Linked DNA regions of Homo sapiens: regions 2 and 3 are each linked to region 1. A link is a contact called in ENCODE Hi-C or POLR2A ChIA-PET data. All regions are on one chromosome and are shown on one strand. Each heading gives the region's core, a stretch centred on a gene start or an enhancer-like site at or near the end of the contact. The rest is flanking DNA. Distances are from core to core; before and after follow the strand shown. Region 1 has its middle 15 kb from the start of OR1D5. Region 2 overlaps NCBP3 (nuclear cap binding subunit 3). Region 3 overlaps TRPV1 (transient receptor potential cation channel subfamily V member 1).

The links. Hi-C counts contacts between places; a loop is a spot of excess contacts on that map. ChIA-PET counts read pairs that join two places held with the same protein, here RNA polymerase II (POLR2A). Pooled maps may share reads with other maps.
Region 2: a pooled map shows a loop between it and region 1 (4-fold over the local background). The contact joins two enhancer-like sites. A Hi-C loop is called at or near these places in 1 of 37 single-sample maps with no recorded cell type and 4 of 50 pooled maps.
Region 3: a loop to region 1 is called in a pooled map, with 9 times the contacts of the local background. The contact joins two enhancer-like sites. A Hi-C loop is called at or near these places in 7 of 50 pooled maps. POLR2A ChIA-PET finds 5 or more read pairs at or near these places in 3 of 52 experiments (H1, MCF 10A and activated T-cell).

Annotation. Positions count from the first base shown.
Region 1 is chr17:3,047,509-3,050,428 of GRCh38, forward strand. No RefSeq gene overlaps it. Among named protein-coding and RNA genes, the nearest start is that of OR1D5, 15 kb to the right of the region's middle. Within about 2 kb of position 1,368, at least 6 of the 41 ENCODE cell types and tissues checked have a DNase peak (open chromatin) inside an H3K27ac peak, as active enhancers do.
Region 2 is chr17:3,802,533-3,805,452 of GRCh38, forward strand. It overlaps NCBP3 (nuclear cap binding subunit 3), which reads right to left. Exons shown (of 13, transcript NM_001114118.3): 13 at 1-2,920. Among named protein-coding and RNA genes, the nearest start is that of ITGAE, 2.8 kb to the left of the region's middle. Within about 2 kb of position 1,484, at least 4 of the 41 ENCODE cell types and tissues checked have a DNase peak (open chromatin) inside an H3K27ac peak, as active enhancers do.
Region 3 is chr17:3,602,366-3,605,285 of GRCh38, forward strand. All of the region lies in intron 2 of TRPV1 (transient receptor potential cation channel subfamily V member 1), which reads right to left. Among named protein-coding and RNA genes, the nearest start is that of TRPV1, 5.6 kb to the right of the region's middle. Within about 2 kb of position 1,251, at least 3 of the 41 ENCODE cell types and tissues checked have a DNase peak (open chromatin) inside an H3K27ac peak, as active enhancers do.

The DNA of each region.
Region 1 (2,920 bases), core at 118-2,617:
TATATATATATATATATATATATATATATAAAATTTTTTTTTCTTTGACATGGAGTGTCGCTGTGTCGCCCAGGCTGGAGTACAGTGGTGTGATCTCGGCTCACTGCAACCTCTGCCTCCCGGGTTCAAGTGATCCTCCTGCCTCAGCCTTCAGAGTAGCTGGGATTACAGGCGCCTGCCACCACACTCAGCTAATTTTTGTATTTTTCGTAGAGATGGGGTTTCGCCATGTTGCCCAGGCTGGTCTTGAACTCCTGACCTCAAGCGATCCACCCGCCTTGGCTTCCCAAAGTGCTGGGATTACAGGCGTGAGTCACCGTGCCTGGCCAGAATAATAAAATTTTTATTGAATTTATTCTCAGTTCTTTTTTCTTTTTTTTGCTGTTATTACACATAGGATATTTTTACCATTATATTTTCTGCCTGGTTGTTTGCGTACGGAAATAGAATTAATTTTTGTATATTGATTTTGCATCCAGCCAACTCATCCTATTCTCTTATTGTTCCTAACAATTTTAATGGGCTCTGTCTTTCAAAGTATAGAATCATATCACCTACATATGAAAAATTTGCCTTCGTTTTTCCAGCGAATGGGGTCTTCTTTCCTCAACATCTCTGATGCTAGCATGTAGGATATCTATAGTCTTCTTTCCTTTTCTTTATTTTTTTCTGTATACTCCCAGACAACACGTTCCACACACAAATATATTTTTCTTCCAGAGACCTGACTGAATTCTCTAGTTTTTAATGTTTCTTGATTTTCAAGTATAAATCATTTCACCTGAAATAATAATATTTTGTTTTCCTCCTGCCCCCCAGTTTTAACCGCCTTGCCCCCTTTGAAGTCTTATATCTTGCCTGGGCGCTCCAAAACATTACATAAAAACGGTGAGAGCAGGGGCATTCGCATCCAGCTCGACTTTCATAGGAATGCGTCTGGCGTTTCAAACACTGTGAGGTTCACTATGGTTTTCTGAGTTGTCATTAAATTCAGGTTTGTTTAATTCCTGTTGACTAAAAATTTCATTTTCTTTTTTTTTTTTAATTACCAATCAATGTTACATTTTATCAGCGCCTTTGGTCATCTAACGGTCTGATAGGCCATTGCCATTGCACAGTGTTCTTCTAACGGAATTTAGAATCCTAGCTTCCGATGCTTTCTCAGAAGAAGAGCACGGGCGGTAGGAAAGAAGGACGCTTTCAGGAAGGATGGAGGGCCCAGGACGATTTCGCTCCCCGGTGGACGTGGAGGGCGGGCAGGGTCATCCTTTCTCCTGAAACTGGGGAGCCCTACGAAGGGGTTCCGGAGAAGACGCACGGATCTCGAATACCTCCCCGCCCGGCTGCCACTGGATGGCGCGCGCAACCTGCGGAACCACAGGGCGACATCCAGCTGCGGGCGGCGAAGGGAATTGGAGCGTGGACCTCTCCAGGCTTTTCATTCGCTGGTTCTGCCGGTGTCCCGCCTTTTCCATCTCCTCATTGGCTGTCGCCTCCGGGCCTGCGACTTTGCTCAGCCCCTCCGGGGAGTGGAATCGGGTGTGCAACAGGCCGTGAGGTCCGGCTTTGCGAGGAACTCCCATTGGTCAGTCAAACAGGAGTCCCACCCTCCTGGGCTTCCCATTGGTTGCTGTCCCACCGCTGCTCTCAGTTTCCCAGCGGCTGGGGATCTGGGTTTTCTGGGGGTGGAGGGGTGCAGTACGCTGCTGGAAGCTCGTTTCTCTTTCCACCGTTGTGTGCCTCGGGCTCGCGGTCAACGGGGCTGGACGAGGTTCAGAACCCTCCAGAGCGGCAGCTGTCCCCGGGGTGGGTTGTGGGACTCAACAGCCCTCAGGGGAAAATGGCGGGAGGCAGGTGGAGGTGTCTTCTTTGCACTGAAGACCTGGATACCCTGCTGCGGGCTGAACGGGAGGCTGGGGTGGAGCCCTGGCTCGGGTTATGGCCGGGGAGGAGACCACGCTGGGCGAGTGGGAGGCAGCCCCAGCCAGGGGCTGGAAGACCAAGTACCGGACCTTCAAGGGCCTTCTTGCACCCGCATCCCACAGTAAACAGGATACGTAGGTGACCGTCTAGAAAACTTGAGTTTCTCTTGACAAGTTGATGTGCCAGTTTTCGTATGCATTCAAATAAATATTTAGTAATTTCAACTTTGCGCTTTTAGCATTTTGGAGCTAGTAATAAATATTTTTTTTCTTTCAGGATTCAAGCATTTTATGAATCCTTGGAAAGTTTATAGGCCTGAGGCACAGGTGCCTGTAGTGGCTGGTGCATAAAACTGATTCTGTCTCCCAACCATCTCAAGGCACACACGCACTCCAGGTTGTCATGAAATCGCTGGGTTCTGACTCATGCAAAACAGACCAGTGGCTACTTATACACCAGGAGAGGCTGCCCAGCCTCGCTGCAGAGGCCCAGACCTGGGTCCTGTTGAATACACATACGCAGATAAAAGGCTGAGGTGACACACATCAGAATGGGAACAGGGAGGGCTCTAGATAATAAAAGTGAATGTAGAGTTTGTTTTAGAAGCCAGCCCAGGACTGGGACTGGGTACTGAGGCAGTGGTCTAGTCACAAGGGCTTGCGCCAGGAGGCAGAGGGCAGGGAGAGTTGGCAATGCCACATTGGCAAACTGGCAAAAGCGGCTCCAGCAGTGTCTCTTGCTCCATGTTTGGGTCACCATTCTGTTGCTCTGAACTGTGAACCACAAAGTTAACACAGAGCCTTATTGCTACGTCCAGGTAATTTGATATCGTATATTCTATGATCTCACATGGAGACATAAATAGGCTTATGCTGCTGGGCCAGAAAATCTGTGGAGGAAACGATGAACATCTGAAAGGATACACATCCAAACTATTAACAGTGGTTACTCATGTGATATCAAAGTGGACATGAGAAGTGGAAGGGCGCAGACTTAT
Region 2 (2,920 bases), core at 234-2,733, 760 kb after region 1:
GGTTTTCCTGCCAGGTCATGATGAAACCATCCTACTTCTGTTGAACCTCGTCCCAGGCAGGATCGGGGCCTGCGGCCTACAGCCTGTCTTCCCAGCGCTCCAGGGCTCGTGACCCTCCTCCTCCCCTCACTTCATTCTGCGCTCCAAGGGCACTGGGGAGAGTCACAGTGGTCTCCTCTCCCCCGCATTGGCCTAAAGCAGGAAGAGAGCAGCCCAGTCACTGAGCAGATCCCTGCTAGGGCAGGGCTAGAACCCAGACTGCAGCTCACTCGAGATTCCTGAGAGAAGACTTTGTGTTTGGAGTGTGAACGTCAGGGTGCCTCGGGAAGCCAGGGAAAGCTGATGACTGGGTGCTGGACAGGGAGCAGGGCCACTTCTGTACCTCTGCACACTTCTAGAATGCGGACTCATCCTGCATCCATCCAGTATGTATTTATCCAAGCGTCAGTGCCTCTAGTCATGAGACACACAGGGGTCCGTAAAGCCCACCTGGCGGTAGCTGCTTTCCCCACAAACCCAAACTACATCCCCAAGGTCAGGGCCAGGCTCTGTTGAGTAATGCTCCCCATCACAGCACGCAGCACAAGGCTGGCTGTTTGACAAATACACACATAACCAAAAGACATGTGAATGTGGTTTCCCAACTCACTTTAAACAAATATTCCGGGACCAACTTCAAGGACGTTCTACAACAGAAACTGGACTGTACTCTTCACAAACATCAATGTCATGAAAGACAGAAAGGCTGAGGACCTGCTCCAAACGAAAGGAGGCTGCAGAGAGGACAACTAAAGGCAGCGCTTGATCCTGGATTGGATCCTGGACCAGAAAAACAACGGCTTTCAAAATCATTATTGGGACAGTTGGCAAATTTGAAACAGGAACTACAAATTAGCAACTCCTGGGCTGATCAGAGAATATTACACATTTCCTGAATTTGAGAACTGTACCATGGGCATGTGAGAGGCTGTCCCTGTTCTTGGGAAATGTTCACTAAAACATCTTACGGATAAACGAGCATGATGTATACAAATAATCCTCAAATGGTTCATGGTTCAGAGAGGATAGGAAGAAACAGGGGTGAGGGAGAAGAGGAGGGAACGAATGAAAGAGAAAATGTGGCAAAATGTTCTTTGTTGTACCCTTCAAACTGCTGTGATTTTGAAATTATTTCAAAATAAAGTTTTAAATATTTTAAAAAATTTTTTTCTTTCTCCCCTTGATACCAGGAAGAATAAAGTTTTTAAAAAATGGGCAGGTGGGCCAGGCGCGGTGGCTCACGCCTGTAATCCCAGCACTTTGGGAGGCCGAGGCGGGCGGATCACAAAGTCAGGAGATCGAGACCATCCTGGCTAACACGGTGAAACCCGGTCTCTACTAAAAATACAAAAAAAATTAGCCAGGCGTGGTGGCGGGTGCCTGTAGTCCCAGCTACTCAGGAGGGTGAGGCAGGAGAATGGCGTGAACCCAGGAGGCGGAGCTCGCAGTGGGCGGAGATCATGCCACTGCACTCCACTTGGGTGACAGAGCGAGACTCCGTCTCAGAAAAAGTGGCCAGGTGCACTTGTAGTCACAGTTACTTAAGAGGTTCAAGCTACTTGGGAAAGCTTGAGCCCAGGAGTTTGAGTCCAATCTAGACAACATAGTATGAACCTGTCTCTTTAAAAAAAAGTTGCAAAATGTTCATGGATGGAGGAGACGTGCTCGGCGTGAGGTGAAAGGGCTGCCTGTGGGTCGGGCGTGGTAGCTGACACCTGTAATCCCAGCACTTTGGGAAGCCGAGGTAGGCGGATCGCCTGAGTTCAGGAGTTTGAGACCAGCCTGGGCAACATGGTGAAACCCTGTCTTTACTAAAAACACAAAAAATTAGCCAGGCGTGGCAGCGTGTGCCTGTAGCCCCAGCTTCGGGAGGCTATGGTGGGAGAATTGCTTGAACCTGGGAGGCGGAGGGTGCAGTGAGCCGAGACTGCGCCATTGCACTCCAGCCTGGGCGACAAGAGCAAGACTTCATCTCCAAAAAAAACAGAAAGGGCTGCCTGCTGTCTTCAGAGTGAGTCAAAAGCACTGAGGCACAGCCTTCAGACACAGGAAATGGTTCTATTCTCCCACTTGCCTTCTGACTCTTAGGAAGCCAGAAAGAGTGACGGCATTGCTGAGACCAGAGCCCAGGGCTGCAGAGCAGTGGTACTCACGACCTTTGAACACTCGGTAGGAGTGCCCTGCTCAGTGCCAAGGCCTCACATGCGAGCCCTCATCTGAGCCTCTCAGCCACCTACAAGGTCAACCCGATTTCTCAGATAAGGATGCTGCCTCTGAGAGGCCACATAGCTAGTAAGGAGCAGAGCTGGGACTCCAAACAGGCCTGTTTCCTCCAGAATCAGGACTCTGAACCACCACAAACTCTCCTGCCTTCAGCTCTTTTGGTGTGTAGACTTTTTTTATTTTTGTTTTTGAGATGGAGTCTTGCTCTTTCATCCAGACTGGAGTGCAGTGGCACAATCTCAGCTTACTGCAACCTCTGCCTCCTGGGTTCAAGCGATTCTCCTGCCTCAGCCTCCCGAGTAGCTGGGACTACAGGTGCCCGCCACCACACCCGGCTAATTTTTGTATTTTTAGTAGAGACGGGGTTTCACCATGTTGGCCAGGCTGGTCTCGAACTCCTGACATCAGGTGATCCCCGCCTCGGCCTCCCAAAGTGCTGAGACTACAGGTGTGAGCCACGTGCCCAGCTAGGTGGTGTGTAAACTTTAAAAAAGCAGAGATTTCATCCCACAAATGCAGACTGGGATCTCCACATGACCAGGTGCTGTGGACTGAACTGTAAATGTCCTCCAAATTCATATGTTGAAGCCCTAACCCCCAATGTGGCTCTTCTTGGACATATGGCTTTTAGGAAGTAATTAAGGTTAGATGAGGTCAT
Region 3 (2,920 bases), core at 1-2,500, 550 kb after region 1:
TTATCTGAACAGCACCTTCACGGAGTGATTCCACTAAAACTCTCGACATGGTGGCGGGGACAAGACCTCAGGGCTGGCCATCACTGCCATCAGTGTGGTTTTCTGGGTCATCATTTGAAACAGGATGTTCTTGCATTTATGTAATGATGTACCCATTAAAACTCCTTGTGAGTAGAAAAGTTTTAATGACTTCTGGGAGGGAGGGTGGTTTTCTAAGTTCAGGTTTGATGGGAGCGAGAGGCAGCTCAGGAAAGCGTCTGCGGACGCGCCAGCCAGCGGCTGGGCCAAATCTGGAATGGCAGATGCTAAACACCGCCACCGTCGCTAATGGTGACAGTTTTCTCTTAGTGTTACCACTAGGGGGCACATTGACTTAAGCTGAGTTCTTGACATTAAGCTGAGCTCTTGACACTGGCCATCGGAGACAAATTTCTTTTCTTCACTCACCTGGGTTCCTCTCAAGATTCGAGCCCCAGCCGGCCTCAGTGGCTCACGCCCGTAATCCCAGCACTTTGGGAGGCCGAGGCGGGTGGATCGCCTGAGGTCGGGAGTTCGAGACCAGCCTGGCCAACATGGAGAAACCCCGTCTCTACTAAAAATACAAAATTAGCCAGGCGTGGTGGTGCATGCCTGTAATCCCAGCTACTCGGGAGGCTGAGGCAGGAGAATCACTTGAACCCAGGAGGTGGAGGTTGCATGAGCTGAGATCACGCCATTGCACTCCAGCCTGGGCAACAAGAGCAAAACTCCATCTCAAAAAATTAAAATTAAAATTAAAAAAAAAAAGAAAAATACCCTCCTTCCTGCATTTCGTCTCTGTGTTCCTGTCACCGGGTGCCCAAGAGTCTAAAAGACCAGCTTCCGTGGAGGGCAGCGGTCTGCGAGCCGGTCAGCACCCTCCAGAAGTGGCTAGAGCTTGAAGTCTGAGCTGGGGAGGGGTCAGACACCCAGTCAGCACAGAACGCTGGAGCCCCGCTCTGCAGAGCTGTGTTCCAGGGCAGGGACTGGGAACAAGAGGGACGAGGGCCAATGGAGGGTCAGCAGGTGGGTAGAACCTGGACCTTGGATGGAAGAGGCCCGCGTGTGCTAGATGCCGGCTGTATGGACTCCGGCTGGTAGCTGAACCTCTGGGTCTACTTCTTCCTCCACAAAATTACAGCCAAGAACACCTGCCCTACCTGCTTTACGAGGCTTTTCTGGGATTAGTCAGGATAGTGGGTGTGAATGGGCTCTGAGCCTGGTAAAGCTCTAGGCAGGCATGAGAGATGACTGCTCTCATCTTCATTATTTCAGCCTGAGGACCACATCTGCTGACTGCTGAGCTGTATCCGGCCATTAGCTCGAAGTTATGACTAATTGTTTTTTAATGAAAAAAACAAGGTTTGCTTAATGTTTGATGAGTCACGCAAGTGAGCATCTCTGTATCAGGACTCTCCCACTTTCAAAGACTTGGCCTGTCCATCTACCTGTGGCTGAGGGGAGAGGCCAGGTGAGACCCTCTCTCCTGAGGGCCCACCATGTGCTATACAAATCCCCTAGCAGAGCAGTAGGGTCAACAGGGTGGTCTCTGCGCTCAAGAAGCCCACGATGGACAGGAAAGGAAGATGTGCACAGGCTCTCTCTTGACACTAGGCAGGGCAGGGCACCCTGTAACAGGCACAGGCCAGGGGCTCTGGGGCCAACAGACCATGCCAACAACAAATGTTGAGCCGGGTCTTGGCCTCCCCTGCAGTTGTAATCAGATGGCGTATGTGTCACCAGGGAGGCCCTTTGCAGAGGGCAGATGCCATTTGGGCTGGGCCTTGGACAAGGAGAAGGATTCTGCCCCACAAGGAGGACATTCCAAACATGGGCCTTGGCATGAGCTAAGGTGCAGGAGGACAGGGCTGAGGACACCTAGGCACCTGCTCTCAAAGAGCTTTCAGTCCACTTCAGAAGAAGAGAAAAATAGGCCAGGCGTGGTGGCTCATGCCTGTAATCCCAGCACTTTGGGAGGCTGAGGCGGGCGGATCACCTGAGGTCAGGAGTTTGAGACCAGCCTGGCCAACATGGTGAAACCCCGTCTCTATTAAAAATACAAAAATTAGCTGGGTGTGGTGGCAGGCACCTGTAATCCCAGCTACTCAGGAGGCTGAGGCAGGAGAACTGCTTAAACCCAGGAGGCGGAGGTTGCAGTGAGCCAAGATCGCACCACTGCACTCTAGCCTGGGCAACAGAGGAAGACTCTCAAAAAGTCTCAAAAAAAAAAAAAGAAAAAGAAAAAGAAAAAAAGAAGAAGAAGAGAAAAGTAGAGAACATGAAAGCCACATACACATGATGTGGACGGGGTCAAGGCCCAGAGGCAGGCAGTGTGTGGCGGGAGGAAAAGCAGCGGCTGGTGGGCTGGAGTCCCCTACCCTGCCCTGAACTGGGTCTGGCCCACCATCTCTCCAGGCTGTTTTACAGCCTCCTGTCTCCCAGAACACCCTTCCTCCAATCCAGCGTCCACACTGTCAGCTACACTCCCAAGGCCCCAGTCCTCCAAACCCCACTGTCTACAGGAGACAGTCCAATCCCCTCAGGCGGGCATGCAAGACCCTTCACAGTCTGCCCAACACGTCCAGCCACAACTCCTATAAACATCCTTCCATTCACACTATGACCAAGTTACACCAATTTGTCACACTCTGGACATGACGATCACTTTAATGTAAACACATTTACCTAGCCTGACCCCACTGCCTAGTTGCTAAAGAGAGTGGGTTCGCTCTGGGGTTTGAATCCTAGCACTGTGATCTCAGGTAAGTTACTTAACTTTTTTGTTTATCTATCTCTCCATGTGTGAAATGGGGATAACACTACCCACCTTCTAGATTAAATGAGGCCTGGCATGGTGCCTCATGCCTATAATCCCAGCACTTTCCGAGGCCGAGGTGGGTGG